2 separate regions of the Mus musculus genome follow, and region 1 is linked to region 2. Evidence: chromatin loops called from intact Hi-C (ENCODE). Cell type or tissue: left cerebral cortex. All regions are shown on one strand. Links, peaks and the distances in the headings refer to the core of each region. The heading gives the core; the rest is flanking DNA.

The links. Peaks named below come from ENCODE experiments on the same cell type or tissue, not always from the same donor. Only the 100,000 strongest peaks of a DNase experiment are listed, where the experiment ranks them.
Region 1: a loop joins it to region 2, with 2.6 times the contacts of the local background. A loop is called at or near these places in 1 of 42 quality-filtered maps.

What each region holds. Positions count from the first base shown.
Region 1 is chr4:116,214,147-116,223,441 of GRCm38, forward strand. Pik3r3 (phosphoinositide-3-kinase regulatory subunit 3) reads left to right here and starts at 7,462. Exons shown (of 10, transcript NM_181585.6): 1 at 7,462-8,267. The coding sequence starts at 8,162. In left cerebral cortex, for the core only: no CTCF peak of the experiment used is centred there; DNase peaks (open chromatin) are centred at 7,071, 7,473, 8,249 and 8,731; H3K4me3 peaks cover 3,075 bases; H3K27ac peaks cover 2,794 bases.
Region 2 is chr4:116,553,349-116,563,594 of GRCm38, forward strand. It overlaps Tmem69 (transmembrane protein 69), which reads right to left and starts at 2,595. Exons shown (of 3, transcript NM_177670.4): 1 at 2,525-2,595; 2 at 1,420-1,555; 3 at 1-381. The coding sequence starts at 1,461. Gpbp1l1 (GC-rich promoter binding protein 1-like 1) reads left to right here and starts at 4,310. Exons shown (of 12, transcript NM_029868.3): 1 at 4,310-4,480. In left cerebral cortex, for the core only: a CTCF peak has its summit at 4,350 (motif pointing left); DNase peaks (open chromatin) are centred at 2,614, 3,403, 3,751, 4,254 and 1 more place; H3K4me3 peaks cover 3,904 bases; H3K27ac peaks cover 3,002 bases.

The DNA of each region.
Region 1 (9,295 bases), core at 4,296-9,295, 340 kb before region 2:
GAGAAACCCTGTCTTGAAAAACAAACAAACAAACAAACAATCAAATGTGATTCAAGAAATTGGAGGATTCTGGGGACTGCGGACAGAGCTTGACCTGTAGGGCATTTGCCTCATCTGTATGAGGCCTTGGGTTTAGTCCCCAGCACTACACACAACCAGTTACAGTGGCACACACCTGTCATACCAGGACTGAGGGTGTAAGGCTGGAAAATCAGAGGTTCAAGCTCATACTTGACTGTATAGTGAATTGGAAGCTGTTGTGGTAAATCTCCAACCCAAATAAGCCCGTGCAATGAAAACACAACTCAATTAATATGAATACAAGCTGCGAGCCTAGATTGGGCAGGTCCACCACTACCCTACTCTATCCCCCAGCTAGGAGATCCCTTATAACTTGCGGTTTCTCCATTTTCTTTCCACCTCCTCCTCTTCTGTCTTCCTCTCTCTCTCCTCCCTCTTCCCTTCTCCTTAAAAATTTTCAGCTCCACCTTCCTTTCCAAGGCCCAATCATGGGCTCTAGCCTTTATTTTACAAGTTAAAATGGGGAGAATGTTCACATGAAGTCACCTGAGTAAGTGATAAGTCTCAGGCAGTCCCTCTTGGGAGAAGTAGAATTAGCATCAAAATACAAATAGTACCAGGCCAATTTCCACAACATTTTTCCATTTTTGTCCAATTAAAAGGCTCTTTTTCCATTCTACAATTTATAAAGTATAAGATACACTTAACACCCAGTCTATCAATTTTGTCAATTAAATAAAGCACTCTGCCATCTATCCAACTTAAAAGACTTATAATTCTATACCTGACTTATGTCCTGGTTTTAGATTGTATGTCATCTGAAAATCAACTGGGCTACAAGAGAACCTACCCTGTGTAAATAAAATAGACAAAACAAACACAATTGGCAAGCTGCAATTTGGGCCAGCTTTTTCTTTTCTTTTCTTTTCTTTAATATTCTTTTCTTTTCTTTAAAGATTTATTTATTTTATGTATATGAGTACACTGTCGCTGTTTTCAGACACACCAGAAGAGGGCATCCGATTCCATTACAGATGGTTGTGAGCCACCATGTGGTTGCTGGGAATTGAACTCAGGACCTCTGGAAGAGCAGTCAGTGCTCTTCACCACTGAGCCATCTCTCCAGCCTTACATATATGTAATAAAATATGTACATGTATATACATTTATTTGGCTGCTGGAACTTGCTATGCAGACCAGACTCTGCTAAAACTCAGAGATCTGCCTCCTCCTGCTCAGCCTTCTGAGTGACTGTGACTAAAGGCTCGCACCACCACTCTGGCTTAAGATATATGTTTTAATTATTTTATTTTATGTGTATGAATACTTTGCCAGTATGTATGCCTGTGCACTATATGTGTCAATCGAAGCCAGAAAAGGGCATCAGATCCCCTATAACTGGAGGTACAATAGCGGACCACCACAAGGATGGTGGGAATCTCTGGGAGAGTAGCCCGCACTCTTGACTGCTGAGCCATTTTCTAGCCCCTCGGTGAAACTTTTTCAGGCTTGAAGGCAACTGTATGTATTGGAGAATTAGAAATAAAGAGACCACAGGTAAAAAGTTCAAGGAATCCCAGCTCCTGAGAAGCTGCGACTTACCTGCACGTGCGTCTAGACCATCCTTTTTCCTGGCTCCCACAGCTTCCTGTCAGCTTCCCTTCCCATGCCTGCCATTATTTGTTCCTTTGCCGGCCCTCCTCTATGAGTCTAGAGAACTCACTGTTAAAGATTCTTTCTTACCTAGGTAAAAACATTTGTGGAAACATAAAGAGGCGAGGGGCTGGAGAGACTGGCTCACCAGTTAAGGGTCCTGAGTTCAATTCCTAGCAACCACATGGTGGCTCACAACCATCTATACTGGGATCTGATGCCCTCTTCTGACATGAAGGTGTACATGCAGATAGAGCACTCATACACTAAAAAAAAAAAAAAAAGAGGTGAAACTATAATGTCACAGAAAGGGAATGGACCTGTGGTGGAGACCCTGGCCTCTAGTGTCAGCTCTGTTACTAAGTGACTGCATGACTTTGAACAAGTTCCTTCACTGCTTTGGGTCTCAATTTCTCATCTGTAAAATGAGACTAAAAATACAATCCTCTTCCCCAGGGTTATGGAGACTACATGAGGTAACAGAGCTCACCAGCTGCTTGCCCTGTTTGTGCCCTGCCCTAGCAAAACAGCCTGGACTATTGTTCCTGTCATTTGGATCTCATTTGCTCTGTCTCCTGGTGAGAGCCAAGCTGAAATCTGTTGCCTTGTTGGAGGGGACATTTGTAGAAATGGCATACATATCATCCAGGTGGCCTTTGTGCTGCGGGAAGGGCAGATATTAAAAGAGAGGAACATGTCAGGCTACAGAGAGATGTACTTTCATATCCCTGAAAGCTGAAGGAGAATCCAAGGTGGGAGAGTGTGGCAGAGCAGATTTCCATCATGTGTGATGGGCCTAAGCCCCTTAAGCCCAGGACTTCATCAACGTTTGGACAAATGCCACTTCTTTAAAGCCCACTCATTCATCTACTGTCATAATTCTCAGGGCCTTAGGCTGATATGATTAACTCTATTATGAATAGTCAAATGTTAAAAAAAAAAAGATGAGGGGATGTTAAAAAAAAAAAAGGCAAATGCCATGTAAGAGCGATGCTATTCAGAATGTTAGGCACAGCTATCTCAAGAGATGTCTATCAATCCCCAGGTGAAATGACTTTCTAGAAGATCTACTAACACTGCTCTTTTTTGCAATCTAAGGGAAACTTTTCCACCCAAAAGCACGTGGATTAGGGAGGCCCTAGAAGCTGCAACTGATAATTTTTAGTGCTCTGTTTAGTTTCCATTTATTAAGTGAATTTCTTTAGCTGCATGGGCTAGGTCTCAGGAGATAAGTGGTCAGGGAAGGTGATGGGGGTTGGGGGGAGAAGAGATTGAGGCCAGTGGAATTCTTCCTGAAAGGCTAAAGTTAGTCCTGATGTCAAAGCTAACGACCTCAAGGGAAAAGGTACGTTTCCATTTTGCCAAGCTTTAAAAAAAAATTTGTGTTCAGATGGTACCTTTAATCATGAAGAACTTTTGGCTGAGTTCCAGGCAGAGTCTGCTGGCACAGAGAACTCTGAGATCATCCACTATATTCAGAACACAGAAGAAAAGTCTCATCCATTTCTGAAATATAGGGAAGGGGAGAATGGAGCATATTTGAACAGCTTTGTAATAAAGCAATACCAGGGTTTTAAGTAGGAAGTGCATCCTATCTATTTGGAATTCAGAAAGGTACTATTCTAACTATTAAGTGGCATTGTTTTTTATTCTTAGAGCTTCAAAATAAATTAAGTAGCTTGCATAAATCCAAAAGCAATCTCCAAGCTCAAATATATAAATGAAGGCAGATAGAGTTTGTGATTTACCTAAGGTTAATTTAAAGTAAAGAAAGAGTCAAAAGAAGGAGGGGAGGAAGAAGAGGAGGAGGAAGAAGAAGAGGAAGAAGAGGAAGAAGAAGAAGAGGAGGAGGAGGAGGAGAAGGAGAAGAAGAAGAAGAAGAGAAGAAGAAGAAGAAGAAGAGGAGGAGGAGGAGGAAGAGGAGGAGGAGGAGGAGAAGGAAGAAGAAAGCACCTCCCAAAGCAGCAGGTTGTGACCCAGAAGTTTGAGCTCTGAAAGCTGAATTTAATCCACAGTCAGGCCAAATATAATCCTGCAGTATGGAAGTGGTCCAGAACACCAGAGCTAACATTTTTTTTTAACCTTTGCCAAAGAGCCAAAGGCAGTTAAATGCCATGAATCAGAACCTTGATTCTGTTTCTTTCTTTTTTTTTCTTTTTCTTTTCTTTCCTTTTCTTTTCTTTTCTTTTCTTTTCTTTTTTTGGTTTTTCGAGACAGGGTTTCTCTGTATAGCCCTGGCTGTCCTGGAACTCACTTTGTAGACCAGGCTGGCCTCAAACTCAGAAATCTGCCTGCCTCTGCCTCCCAAGTGCTGGGACTGATTCTGTTTCTTAACTGAAAGAAAAGCCAACATCCTGTGATAGGCACTTCCCACCATGGTAGGACGCTGACTGAAGCCCATCTTAAAGGGAATGTTTTCTTTCTGGACATCATCATAGCTTCTTGTGCCACTCATCCCTTGGAAATCTCCTATGTAAAGGTCTATTTAAATTGGAGATTTGGATCATTCACTTTTTGGTGGTAAGATTGAATTATTGCAGTCTTAGGGTTACTATTGCTGTGATGAACCATCAGTATCAAAAGCAACTTGTGGAGGAAAGGGTTTCTTTTCCTCACAGTTCCTTAGAACGGTTCATCATCAAAAGCAGTGAGGGGAAGAATTCAAGCAGGATAGGAACCTGTAGGCAAGGACTGAAGCAGAAGCCATGGAGACGTGCTGATTATTGGCTTGCTCCCCCTGGCTTGCTTAGCCTGCTCTCTTATAGAACCAGGATCACCAATCCAGAGATGGCATCACCAACAATGGGCCGGGCCCTTTTACATCCACCACAAATGAATAGGATTCCCTACAGGCTTGCCTACAGGCCTATCTTATGAAAATGTTTGTGGTTGTTATTGTTTTGTTTTGTTTTTCTGAGCTAATGTTTCTCCGTGTGGTTCTAGCTGTCCTGGAACTCACTTTGTATACACCAGGCTGCCCTCCAACTCAGAGATCTACCTGCCTCTGCCTCTTGAGTACTGGGATTAAAGGTATGACCACCACTGGGGTGGCTTAAAGACATTTTTTTTTTAATTGAAGTTCCTTTCTCTATCCAGCACAATTGCTTGAATGCCGTGGATCAACCTTGATCATTAGACTTCTGCTGTGTTACCTTTTCACCCTGTCCTGATAAACCCTAGATATTGGTAAGGCCTGGGTGACTACTCTGTGTATCAGAAAGGGAAACCCATCACTAACTGGTCAAGCTCGGTCCAGGCAAAAGTTGCTGTGGAAACATGAAAAGCCATTATTATCTTTTCCACACTTTTGTCTCTTTAGTCTCATTTTCTTTGGGAATGCACAGGGAGGGACACCTGTGTATACCAACTTGCCCTTGACTGACTGCTCAGCCTTTTGAGTTATCTAATGTGAATACTTTTGGCACTCAGATATGGTGAAGTACAGACTGCTGGGAAGCCAGCCACAAATTAGAGTTGTTCTTCTAACATCTTCTACCTGAAGGAGCAGTTCAGGAGATTAAAATTAATGAGCCCTGCCCCAGAGCTGCTTAGCTTTTGAAATACATTTCAACTGAAGAGACAAAAGAAAGCATCTCCAGGATTCTAAAAGAATTCTAGTGTGCTTCTCTAATTTGTTTCCTTAGTGCTTTACCCTCTCTGTATTTTCTGAATTCTTGTCCTTTTACTTTGTATCCAGTTTGTACACATTTTGATTTTGACTGTTTCCTGGGCCTGTTTCAACTCAGTACACCCACATACACACACACACACACACACACACACACACACACACACACACACACACACACCCTCCCCCCCCCCCCCTTTTTTGTTTTTTTCCAGATAGGATTTCCTTGTGTAGACCTGGCTACCTTGGAACTAACTCTGTAGACTAGGCTGGCCTCAGACTTAGTTTTTGAACTCAAGAGATCTGCTTGCCTCTCTCTCTAGAGTGCTGGGTCTAAAGGAATGAGCCACCGTGACTGGCTTAACTCAGAGCACTTTTAAGAAAAGGTAGAACCCAGCTGGGCAGTGGTGGCGCATGTCTTTAATCCCAACACTTGGGAGATAGAGACAGGCGGATTTCTGAGTTTGAGGCCAGCCTGGTCTACAGGGTGAGTTCCAGGATAGCCAGGGCTACACAGAGAAATCCTGTTTCAACAAAACAAAGCAAAACAAAAACCAAACAAAAACAAACAAACAAAAAAACAAAACAAGAAAGGCAGAACCCTTTAGGAGGTAGAGGATTAAAAGTGGAGACCCTTCTAGAGGCCAGTCAATACACAGAGCTACTGAGGATAGGTTTTGCTCAAGCTTAAATCAGGTTGTCAACTCAAACACAATGGGCTTTGTTACTCCAGTGTAAAGAGGAAACAGCCGTTTTGGCCTCCTCAGACTGTATTGTATGGCAGGATGGCAATTCTAGGCACAGGTTAGCTATTCAGGGTTCCCCAGCAAGTTAATTAGCTGTTTCTGAAATGCATGAAAATGTTCAGCATTTTTTCTGAAGCAAGTCTCAGAACTTTAAGCTTGGAAGGAGGGACCTGTGTGTTAGGAAGTGGGAAACAGAAAAGCGCCTTTTTGGTAGGGGAATGCAACACCTGTGACTTACCACAGAAAACACACAGACACTGTAATTTAAAAAATCTATTTAATTCTTATTTCTTTATTTTCTGATTTGAGTACTAGAACTGGAGGGCTCGATGAGATGCCTCACTCTTTGCTTGAGCGTAACTATGGGTTCTAAAGTCCTTCAGTGTGAAGCGGAGTAGCGGGGGGGGGGGGGGATGACTCCCCAAGGAACATTCAAGGTTCAGGTACCCTCAGGGAGTGTGTGTGTGGGGGGGGTGGGGTGGGGGACGATGGGGATCTTGTCTGGACAGAGAGTCCTGCAAGTGGGCTTGGCGACCTTTGCTGTATCTGATGATTTAACACCGGGGTAGGGGAGGGCGAACGCAGCAAGGTGAAGAGGTTTGTGAGGAGGAACTCTGCCCAGAGACTTCCAATGGAGCAGAAGAGTGTGCGCCCCGCCAAGTGACAGCACGCCCCGCTGCCGCCGCTCCCCTCCCCCCGCAGCTAGTCTCCAGGCAGAAGAGTCTCGCGCCAGCCCGTTCTCCCCCTCGTCACTCGTCCGGGAGGACCGAGCCACAGCGGGAAGCCCCGCCAGTCTCCGGGCAGCTTGAGCCCCCGAGCGCTCGCCCAGCCTGTCAGTAACCGCCGTTTGCGCCTTCTTTCTTTCTCCACACCCCCTCTTCTTCCTCCTCTTTTCTTTTCCCCTCTGCCTTTGTCCCGCTTAGTAACTGAGGTCCGACCAATCGCCGCCTTACCGGCCGGCGCCGGCTATCTCCTGATTGGCTCGCTTGGGGCGCGCAGCCGTCTCCGCTCCTCAGCTGGAGCAGGGCAGACAAAAGACGCAGGCTCGGGCTCCGGCAACCGGGCTCAGCCAATCACCATCCGCCCCCCACTCTTGGAGGAGCTCGCGTGCGCCCGGCTCCGACTCCTGGCGAGCGGCCAGCGCCCGGACTGTACCATTCTGAGCGAGGCTAGGGGGTAATGGCAAAGTCTGATTAAAGTGTCGAGTCTCGCAGGCTGACGGGGAGAGTTAAAAGTCGAAGCGGAGGGTGGTGGCAGTCTTCATTTCTTAGGCACTTGACAATCTTTGCAGTTAAGGTGCAAAGGAGTGGAAAGGACAGTCGAGCTACCGGCTCTTCCTCCTGTCCTGCCCGGTTGGTTGGCGCCTCAGCGGGGGTGGCAAGGGGGGAGGGCGGGGGAGGAGGTCCCCTCAGCGCAGTTAAAATGAAACTCTAGTGGTTGGAGCCAGGGCAGAGCGTGAGGGGAGCCGGCGCTGTCGTGGTTACCTTTACTACTCGGGCACAGTCGAGCTGACTGGACTCTCCAAGGGGTCGCCATCCCGAAGCTGCGGAAGCTTGGGTTCCCAGCCTGACGCGAATAGAGCCCGAGTCCCAATCCCAGAGGGAATCGCTCTCCGCAGACCAGTGGGACCCCGAAACTTGAACGCAAACCCCCTTTTCAAGCCTTTGTCACTTCCCCAGCTTTCTCCCAACGCGTTCTTTTTTCCCCCTTCCTCTCCATTCTCTCTTCTCCGAAGGACACAAAAGTGGCTTCCGCTGAAAGATTAGGAGGCGGTGGGAGCTTTTCCCTTTGGAGAGCGATTGTGTAGGAAGGATTTTCGGGAAGCTGCTTTTTAACACCACTGCTCTTTGCTTTCCGAGCTTCCCTGTAACCCTCTGAGGTAAAAACCCCGTAGCTTGAAAGTTCGGGGTATTTTGTTGGGTGCTTTAGGAGGAGAGAAGAGGAGGACCTTGTCCTCATCCTAGTAGTTTGGCTGGACTTGTACTGGCCGTTGGAAACCCCCAAGTACATTTCCGTGTGGAACTTTTGCAAATATATATTTAGATTTTAAATATCAGATAAAAGATATATATGCTTTTTATATATTTCCCGACGACCTGCCCCTGACAGCGCGATGTACAATACGGTGTGGAGTATGGACCGCGATGACGCAGACTGGAGGGAGGTGATGATGCCCTATTCGACAGAACTGATATTTTATATTGAAATGGATCCTCCAGGTATTTGAGAGCAAACTTGTTATTTTTATTATTTTTTAAAATTTTTGGATGGGTCTGATTTGTGCTTAACAAAACCCCGGTGACGTTTTCAGGCCAGAAGTATTCTTGGGTGCGCCAGGTTCGGGATGAGGGGTAGATTGCAGTTATAGCTGCAGTAAAACTGCTCTGGCTTACACCTTTAAAGTTTGCAGTTAGGACCCTGATCCCATTGTCCTGAGGGGGTGGGGGCGGGGGGACTGGAGTGGGAGGAAAGACCCGTTTTGGTTTGGCCTTTGCATGTCATTCAGGGTTTTGACGGCCCTCCACTTTTTTTTTTTTTTTTAATCAAGATTTCTGCTGGCAAGGGATGTATTATAATCCATGCTTGAAGAATTTCCCTTTGTGGCGATTCCTTAAAGCTTATACTTTAGTGCAGTTATCTGCTATGGTTCGTTGTTATTTTACCTTGGTTAACTTTAGAAACTGAGTTGCCTTTGTGATTATTCATTTTGAGACTCCGTGCTTCTCTCATAGAAACCAAATGCCGGTTAGTGATTTTCAGGGATTGTGCGTTCTTATTCATTCATGGCCTTAGTCTGAGGCTTTTTTTCTCCTATGCATATAGTTTCTTAGGTCTGCATGTAGTATTTTACTACTCGTTAATTAATTTATGGTGATTTAACTTAATTTGGGGGGTAGAATTGATATAATTTCGACTCTTAAAAATAAAGAATCTTTCTCTTTCCCGTGAATGGGATATATACATATCTGTGATAGGTTTCTATATATGTACATGTGAATTGTACATATAAATATATTTTTATTTGAGGACTTTGAGGCCACTAGAGTTATTTTGTGTTTCTCACAGTGAAGGAGAAAACAAAACAAAACAAAGTTTTTTTGTTCTTTAAAGTGTGCCTCATTTTATGGTTATTATAGCTGTCAGATATTCAAACCCTCTTTGCATTTATAGATGGTGCTTTATGTAATGATTTTAAATAAGCAGAGGGCCTTTGTGATTCTTTGTTTTTAATTGAGGATAAATTGGT
Region 2 (10,246 bases), core at 2,072-7,071:
TCCCAAGAAAGCTAGGAAACCGGCTCCATAAGCCATCTGAGTGAAAGCTAGGACGGGGATATAAGACTTTGTTATTACCATGAGAAGTGGGGGAGCAGTAAAGGGGATTAACCCCGCCAGAGTTATATATAAAGCTGGCTTTGGGCTATCGAGTAGGTAAGTGATGGTGCTTCGTTTCTTTGGAGGAAGGACTGCCTTCTGCTTTTTAAAGTTGCATGGTGACACATGATAGCATTGTATCTTCCTCATACACACTTGAAATGATGGGGAAAGCCAAGTTCTTGGAGGCAAAGAGGAAAAGTTCTGCAGTAGACATGTCTTGAGAGAAAGTATGTCTATTCTGCCAGCTCCAAGTCTCACTGTAAAAGGGTTCTTCAGCATCTATGAAGGAAACAGAACCAGAAGACAAAGTTTAAAAATAAGAACACATGGTACAGAGAAATACATGTAGGCAAAACACCACATATATAAAGTAATAAATTGGAGGTGGGGGGGATGGCTCAGTGATTAGGAGCACTGGCTGTTTCTCCAGAGGATCCAGGTTTGATTCCTGCCACATGTGGTGGCTTACAACCAATTGTAATTCCAGTTCCAAGGAGATCTTACACCTTCTCCTAGCTTCCACACACATCACATACAGGTGGAACACAGATATACATGTAGGCAAAACACCCATACACATTTTTAAAAAAAAGCTCTTTAAAAAATATCACTTTGAAATTAAAAGGAGCACTACTTACCAGTCATGGTGAGCCCCGAGAAGCATGCAGGGACTGAGCTCCTGCTGGTCTTTACTCCTTTTGTCTTCAGTAAGAATGCTTTTCCTTCAGCTGCCTACATGGCCATTCTTCTTTTCTAACCTCCTATTTATGTTATATAATCCTGTCTATTATTTTCTGGTAGGATTTATTCTTATTTTCATGTGTGTGGGTACCCTCAGTGGAAGCTTCAAGTCCTTTAATGATGAATTAGCAGTGGTTGTGAGCCACCCAACATGGGTGCTGGGGTCAAACTAGAGCCCTGGTCCTCTCTATTTTTTTATTTTATTTATTTATTTATTGGTTTTTCGAGACAGGGTTTCTCTGTAGCTTATTTATTGGTTTTTCGAGACAGGGTTTCTCTGTGTAGCTCTGGCTCTCCTGGAACTCACTTTGTAGACCAGGCTGGCCTCGAACTCAGAAATCCGCCTGCCTCCCGAATGCTGGGGTTAAAGGCATGTGCCACCATGCCCGGCTTCTCTCTATTCTTGATATTCCCTATTCTCTTTCCCTGATGTATAGTACTCCATAGCAGTTATTATTTGACATAGTAAATATTTTACTTATTTATAATTTGCCCATTGTTTTCCTTCCTCACTTGAATACATATTTCTATATCTGCCATAGCCAAACAGTTATTGACAAATAGTGCTCAACTAACCTTTGAAGATGCTCCAGAAACTTTCTGGATGAAGTGTAGCATTCTGGTTTCTGCTCAGGGTTTTGTCCAGGGAAAATGCAATTCCGATTCATATATTTTTATAGTTGAGGGGGATGGCTGAATTTGAAGCAACGCCCTATACATAAAACAAGATATCGCTTAATTGTATACATTTTATACATTTATAAGAAGTCGTTGCTGGGCAGTGGTAGTGCACGCCTTTAATCCCAGCACTTAGCATTGGGAGGCAGAGGCAGGCGGATCTCTGAGTTCAAGGCCAGCCTGGTCTACAGAGTGAGTTCCAGGACAGCCAGGGTTATACAGAGAAACCCTGTCTCAAAAAAAACCCAAAACAACAACAACAACAACAAAAAGTCAAGAAAATCTCTTCGATGAAACATAATTTATTTTGATTTATTTATGTATTTATTTGCCAAAGTGTCACATATTAAGGAAATACGTTTTGTGCTGTTTTTGTTTTCTGAAGAATAATTTTAGTTTTGGCTGTTTGGTTTAATAAAAAGAGCAATGTGAAACTGAACATTTGGATTTAGCAAACATCTCTACCACTTCTTAGGCACCAGTGCCTCATCTTTAAAACTGACAGTTATACCTTTTGTTCCCAATAATCATATATTCTCTTTAGTTATTGTGTACTCGGGGCTGTGGAATTTTTACACTATAAATGAGAGCAGCCACAAATATCGCTTTGTTGTGAATCAAGCAATGTAATTAAATGTTTTCCATATATTCTCCACCTTTTGGAATTCAGTAACCAGTGGAGCACGTGTTTTCTAATTTTGGAGGATTATAATCAGGCTGAAGCCCTGAGACAGAAGCTGATGTGGAGATTAAAAAACTAAAAGCCGTGGCCAACTCGCTCATTCCACGAAAAAAAAAAATGACCAAATGTTTTCATTTCGCCAACGCAACTACCACAAACTGGAAGCTCCTAGCTGACATTTTAGCGACACGAGCGGAATTTAGACACAAAAGGTCCTTAAGACGCGTGGGGTAACTATACATCTATATACCAATACCAATCCTTAGTGACCCCACCACCACCTCCTTCCCAAAGTGTACCCTTGACAACCCTGAAACGTACTTGCCACCATCACACGGCGCAAAAGTTGAACAAATTCAACCAGAAACACCGAAACAACACTTCCGGCAACTGGAATCACACAGCCCCCCCACTTCCTGAGTGCAGGAAAATGGGTCCGGATGGGAATTAACGGTAGCAAGTTCCGACTCTTCTCTTTCCGTTTTTGAATGCTTCCCTCCCTCAGTTATTTTACATTATTTTTAATGTGGATGTTCATGCATGTGCCCACTCAGGCGAGAGGCTTGGATTCCCCACAGTATAGGTGCTGGGAGCTGATCTGAGGTTCTCTGTAAGAGCAGTAAGTGCCTTTAACCACAGAGCTGAGGGCTAGTCTAAAATATTCTAATTGAAGTCAGCTTTCAGATACCTTACAAGTCTCTGTTATGGGATCTCTAACCAGTTTAACACACACACACACATATTCAGGAAGTAGAGTACAATTTCTGAAATAACCCCCAGTAACAGTAGTGGAAGAAGCTAGGAGGAGACTTGGAGTTGGCTGATTTGGCCTACGGAATTATTTTATTTTTTTAAAGGCAGGATTGCCTGGAACGCTTAACTTGCAAAACAACGTTGTTGAGTCGACTGGACACATCTTCCTCCGCATTTGAGTCCTTTATTACTACCACTGGGCGAGAAAGAGGTGTTGATTTTGTTTTTACCTTATTCTCTATTACCTAGAAATTACATTGAGGAATACAGAAGACTGGGGCCCAACATTCAGAATTCTATGAATCAAAGTGTGGCGTTAGGGGCATTGAGCTTGAAGGTCATCCAGGAAGTAACATTGTTGAATTTATCCTCTGTGTGATTTATTCTAAGTCTCCTCTCCCACCCCCAACCTGCCATCTGTCGACCAAAAGGAACAGCTACCAAGTACTTCGAGCGTTCTTGGCTCCTTGTGTAAAAAGCTGAAGACAAAAAGGAGAGTTCATTTACGTAGGGACTCCTTTTTGACTACTTCCTCCATTCTAAGCAGTAAAACTAACTTCCTGAAACATTCGTTTTTAGTGAGACGCTGTCCGCCAGTTTTATTACCTTCTCTGGCAAGGTTGTACGGTCCCTTCCTGTCGTGCAATAGCCAAGAGAGTGCTTATAGACTCTTTTGGGGGTTTATTAGCAAAGACTGGGCTGGAGCAGATTTCAACCCTCCATTCTGGCGGCTCCGTGACGCCTGCAATGCCCATGAACTACAACTCCCGGCAGGTAGTGCGCCCACACCGCCGCGCATGCTCTAGTCCGGAGGGGCGGGAGTATGTGTGTGTCTATGGCTTGCCTAGGACTGTAGTTTCCACGGCGCGCGCCTGTGAATGGAGGGGCAAAGGTGTACAGGGCTCGGAAAACACACTCTTCCGCTACTTGTTTGACAATTCTAGTAGTTGGCGAAGCATCTGGTTCACAATCGAGGTGTGAGAAGGTGAAGAAAGAATGGGTGGGGGAAGAACTGGTACAAATATATCCTCCCATATTCACGTGCTCCCAGGCCGGAGGACCCGGCTGGGAGCTTTAAAGGGGCGTGCTGAATTCGGCTGGTCCTCGCCCCAAGAGCGGCACAAGGAGAGGCGAAGGCTTTGCGGAAGGGAGAGTGGACCGACCGGCGTCGCGCCGAAGGGCGCCGGGGGCGGGGCGGGAAGTAACCGCTGCAGGAGCAGCCCAACGTTTCCAGAGCGAGCCGCGGGCGCCCGGGCGGGGTCACGAAAGCTGGAGCTCACGCCTGCGCGTGCGCCGGTGCTAGTGGGCGTGAAGGAGGCGGGCCGAAGCGGCAGAGGGAGGGCCCAGCCGGCCGTCGCTCCTCCTCCACCCGCTCTGCCCCCTCCTGGGCCTTGTGGGCCGGGCAGCCATTTTGGGAAGAGCTTTGTTATGGTTGTGGGCTAGTCACCTCTGCTGGTCGGAGAAGCTGAGGACGCGTCCTCAGACGCCGCGAGTCGTCCTTGACCGTAGCCCCGCCGCTGCCGGGTGAGTATGGGTCCTGGACACCGAGCAGAAGGAGACCTGGAGTGGTCCCGGCACGGGCTCCGCCGGCACCTAACTGGCCGTCTAGGAAAACTAGTTAGAAGAAGGTCTTGCACAGGTGGTTGGGTGTGGGTCCGCCGGGGTGGACGAGGGACCTGGGAGTCGCCGAGTTGGAACGTCCCCCTCCCCCCCGCCAACGGGAGGAGTCTTGCACACTAGCGTCGCCGCGGCGGTTCCAGAGCTCTCCGACTTCAACTTCAGTTCCCGGTCGGAAACGCTCACCTGCGGCTCCGGCTCCTCTCCAGGAGTTCCGGCTTGATAGTGGTTGAGTGATTTGGTTTACTTGGGTTTTATTATCATTATTATCATTACTATTATTATTATTATTATTTTACCTTTCTTTAAAATAAGAGCCGAAGGCTTCTGTTTTCCAGTTAAGAGAAACTTAACGAGGAAAAAGTCGTGTAAGTCAAATGTGGACTATCTGGGCGAAAGGGAACTTCCACGCCCGGAGTCGCGGTTCTCTGGGGTAGGGAGACCTTTTCAACTTCAGATTGTCTTACTGGTTATCTACCAAACTCCGTCCCATTGGAGTGGAAGTTTGATTAGTTGAAGTGGCTTAACTAGTCGTTTTTATTCCATGCTAAATCTTCCCAACCCATAAAATTCAAAAGATACTGAATCTAAAATGGCTGTAGCCTGAGGAAGAACCCTGTTTAAATGCTTAAATATAATAACATTTCAGTCGTTTTTTCCCCTATGGGACGTTTTCTCTTAGGAGTTTTTGACAATTGGTACCTTTGAAGAGGGTAGGTGTAAGCGAAGGTGAGGCTCAGGAAGTTTACTGCAAAAGTTTACATAAGAATGGGTGCGGTTTTTTGTTTTTGGTAGTTGTGAATAGTTCTGAAATTGTGCTGTGGTATCAGTTTTGTCTGCCACTTTTGTACTCTGAGGTTGGCATGTATAATGTGTTGAATAGTTTAACTTTGATAACTCTTACCCGGAAAACCAGAAGTTAGTGGTGGTTCATGGTTTTTGTTTAGTAATAAAGCCACTTTTTTTGTAAATCTCATCAAAAACTAAAGAGTATTAGACGCCAGTAGACAGATTTGTAGTTTGTTGGTGGTCGAATGTTTTTTGTTTTCAAAATGGGTTTGTCAGTGTAGCCCTGCCTATTCTAGAACTCACTCTGCAGTCCTTGCTGGGCTTGAACTCAGACCCTGAGTCCTGGGATTAGAGCGCTTTTATCACTTCTGCTCCACTCATGAGGTCTCATGTTTTTTATGGTAGTTTTCACCTCAGAACCCAAGAAATTTGGGCATTTACAAAATAAAGAAACAATTTTGCAAGTGAAAATATATTCTGAAGTGTAATGCTAGGTCCTTCTCTCCCACTTTTTTTTTTTAACTAAAGGCAAGCTTCGCTTACAAAACAAAACAAAACAAAAAGACCCTGCCAGAAGTGCAAAAAAACAATAGCAAATTTTAATTTTTGGAAAGGTGTGATTGAGTGAAATTTCTGTCTATTTAAAAGATAAGATAGAGTGCAAATTGTGGATCTTTGACGATCCATTCCCAGGATAAACTGCCACCTTTCATAGAGTTGGTTTCAATTACATTTATATATTCATTTAGACGGTAAAATTTTTGTTCTAGGAATTTTTTTCTTATGTATATGGGTAGTGTGCCTGTATGTATTCCTGTGTAAACGTACATATAGGTCCCATTGAGGTCAGAAGATAATGGATCCCCTGGAACTGGGGTTAAAGACAGTTGTGAGGTGGTGTCATGTGAGTGTTGGGAGTCAAACCTGGGTACTCTGGAAGAGCAACAAGTGCTCTTAACTGCTAAACCATCTCTTCAAAAGCCCAGGAAATATTTATTTACTTATTTATTTTGTTGGTCTTGGAAGAAAATCATTTAAAGTTCTTTTTGAAAATTAGAATTGCTTTCTGTCTTGACATTATTTTACAGTACTAAATTCACCTTTTTTACCTTTCTTCTGAGTGTTCTAAAATGGCTTGCATTTATTTGTTAGTCTAACCTTTCAGTTTATTGTGGACAGTGTGCTTTAAGAATTCGTGAAGTTGGGAGACGGAATGGGAAGCCTTTATTTTGAAGTAACAGAATTCTTTTTTGTTTGTTTGTTGTTGGTTTTTTTTTTTTTTTTTGGAGTTTTTTTGGAGTTTTTTTCTGTGTAGCCTTGGCTGACCTGGAGCTCACTCTATAGATCAGGCTGGCCTGGAACTGGGTTCCATCTGCCTTCAAATGCTAGAATTATCTAAAGGAGTATACCACCCTGTCAGGCTTTTTTTTTTTTTTTCTTCCTCCAACCATTTTAATAATTTGTACATGATAAGAAATCTGTGAGTGTACTTGTGTGTGTTTCTGTATACATAGAGACACACAAATTTGTTGAGACAGAGTACTACTATGTAGGACAGTGGTTCTCAGCCTTCTAATGCTGAGCCCCTTTTAATATAATTTCCCATGTTGTGGTGAGGAATTCCCACCATAAAATTATTTTGTTTCTACTTCATAACTTTAGTTTTTCTGCTTTTAGGGATTATAATGTAAACATCTGTTATGTGACCCCCTTAAGCCCACAGGTTAAGAGCCACTGGTGTAGATTCATGCTGATCCAGAACTCACAGAGATCTACCTGCTTCTTCTGCCTGTCCTATGCTGAAATTAAAGGCATTCTCCGCTGTATCTGGCTACTTTTTATTTTCAGTGTAGGCGATTAAACCCAGTCTAGTGTATGCTACAAAACATACTGTCACTAAACTATATACCACCAGCCTATAATTTATTTTCTAAAGTATGAATTAATTCTGTTATTAACATGCATGAATATTTTGCCGGTGTGTATGAGTGTCACGTTTGTCTGGCACCCTCGGAGGTCTGTGTTGGGCCTTGGATCCCTGGGACTGGAGTTACAGACAATTGTTAGCTTGGGTTCTTGGAATTAAACTCTGGTTCTCTGAAAGAGCAATTGGTCTTAACCACTGATCCAGATCTCCAGCCCATATGATTGATTTATGGTTTCTCAAGCTAGCCCTGACTGTCCTCAAACTTTGTAAACTGCTGGCATGAACTCAGAGATCTACCTGCCTCTGCTTCCCGGTTGCTGGGATCAAAGGTGTCTACTGCCACTGCCCCATTCTTTCTCTCTCTCTCTCTCTCTCTCTCTCTCTCTCTCTCTCTCTCTCTCTCTCTCTGTGTGTGTGTGTGTGTGTGTGTGTGTGTGTGTGTAAGTAAGTAAGTACACTGTTGCTCTCTTCAAACACACCAGAAAAGGGCATTGGATCCCATTACGTATGGTTGCTGGAAATTGAACTCAAGATTTCTTAAAGAGCAGTCGGTGCTCTTAACTGCTGAACCATCTCTCCAGCCCTATAATAGAGGTTTTTAAAAATACTCATTTAAACAGTTCTCAATCTTCTTTCAGAAGACAGCAAATCTTAATCTTATAGTTTAAGACTAATGTGCCAGAAAAGACTGTAAACTATATCAGCTTTTCTTTTTTCAGTCCTGCTCACAGAAGGCAGACTATGAGACTATAAATATTTATTAATAAATGCCTAGGCCATAAGCTTTGGCTCATTTCCTTTCTAGCTTGTAACTTATTTAACCATTTAAACTATTCTGTCTCCCATGTGGTTAGTTACCTCTCTTTCAGTCTCAGCCTTCTTCCCTCAGAGTCTCTCCAAGTTCATCTAACCTTCTGGTTATGCTGGTCTCCTCTGTTTTTCCAGTCTTTTATCTCATTATTTCCCAGAATCTTCTCTTCTTACAACATCCCACCTCCTGTTTCCTGCCTCAGCTTATTGGCCATCAGCTTTTTTATTGACAGGTGATGTTTATAAGAGATTCTCCATTTGTCCAAACTGCTTTTCCCCCCTTCTACCCTGGAGACTAGCTATGTCTACCCTGGAACTCACTGTGTAGACCAGGCTGGCCTCAAATTCAGAAGTTTGCTTGCTGCTGCCTCCCAGGGGCTGGGGGTCAAAGCTGTGTGTCCCATGTCTGGCTCAAAGTACTTTGTATTTATTACCTTAATTAATAATGGTTGTGAGTCCATATTGTGGGGTTGTTTTTTACCTTCCTGGTACTGGGAATTGATTGAACTGAACACCTCATGGCTGGTAAGCCAACCCTCTTACACTTAATTTTATCTTTATTGTTGTTATTTAAGACCATGTCTCACTAAGTTGTCATGGCAGGCCTTGAACTGTGAACCTCCTGCTTTGCCTCCTTTCAGGTAGCTATGATTGGGTGTGTGTGACGTCATGCTTTGCTAAGCAGATGTTTTTTTCCTTACTTTGTGTTGTGAAACATGAAGATGAGATGCACTTGACTAGTAGACAAACCTAAGTAAGCTGTCACGGTGTTTACTACTGAAGTACTATATGTGTCTTTGCTCTTGTGTGGTTGGTTGAGGGCATTTGTTCTGTTGTGTTTTGTTTTGAGACCTGGTTTCACTCTGTAGCCATGATTGGCTTGGAATTTGCTGTGTAGATATAGTTGCGTCAAACTCAGTAGAGATCTGCCTGCTTCTGTCTCCCTAGTGCTTAAGTTAAAGGCCTGTGCCACATCGACCTTAGTTGATTTTTTTTGTTTGTTTGTTTAGTTTTTCAGTGATGGAGGTTGAACTTTCTCACCCCACCCCTAGTCCTGGTTGCTTTTAAACATGAAAGTTAAACTGTTGTAACATTAGGGGGCATGAGCCATTTTAAGGTATCCTAACAAAACTTGTTTATAGAAAAGGCAAAATTTAGGGCAGACAATAGCGCTTAGTTGGGTAGAGTTATTTGCTGCCAAGCCTGAGAGGGTCTGAGTTTGATCCCTGAGATCCACATGGAGGTTAGGAGAGACTAACTCCATTATATTGTCCTTTGACCTGCACACTCATGCTGTGTGATAAAAAAGAAAAGAAAGGCAAATTTGAGTCAGGGAGATGCTGGGGCATAAAGTACTTGCCTCCTACGCATGAGGACTTAACATTTCTTTTTTGTTGTTGTTGGTTTTTTTGTTGTTGTTGTTGTTGGTTTGGTTTTTTTTGTTTTTTGTTTTTTTTTTTTTTGTTTTGTTTTGTTTTTTGAGACAGGGTTTCTCTGTATAGCCCTTGAACTCAGAAATCCTCCTGCCTCTGCCTCCAAGTGCTGGGATTAAAGGGGTGCGCCGCCACCACCCGGCAGGATTTAGATTTCTATCTGTAGAAATCCTGTGCAAGCAGAGACAGGAGAATCTGGAAACACATGGAACTAACCTGGCATATGCAGCAGCAAATCAGACCCTGTCTCAGACAGGGGAGAAGACATGGGCTGACATTGGAGATGCCTCCAACGTGCAGTGAGTGGCACAAGTTCACCTGCATTCATAGGAGCACACACAGGTCTATCTGTCAGTCTTTCTTTCGTTCTTTCAAATAGAAAAGGCACATTTGCATTTGTGTTGTGGGAGGATCTTGGTATTCCAGGTAAGATAATATTTACTTTGTAAGTCGTTGTATTGGTGTGGTCTAGAAATTAGCTTGTTTTTGTTTATGCTGAAGATCTAACACTTCAAATGACTTTTAAACCCAATGATTTCTGTTTGCTATTGCACTCTGCCTCAAACAAAACTACCGGAAGTCAAAATACTAAAAAATGGTTTTATAAGAGAAGCTGAACTTCTTCTGTCTATGGGTATACTTTAATTGTAAGGTTCATTCATTACCTAATATGGATTGAATTTTATAGGTGATTTCAAATACACTAAAAGTTAT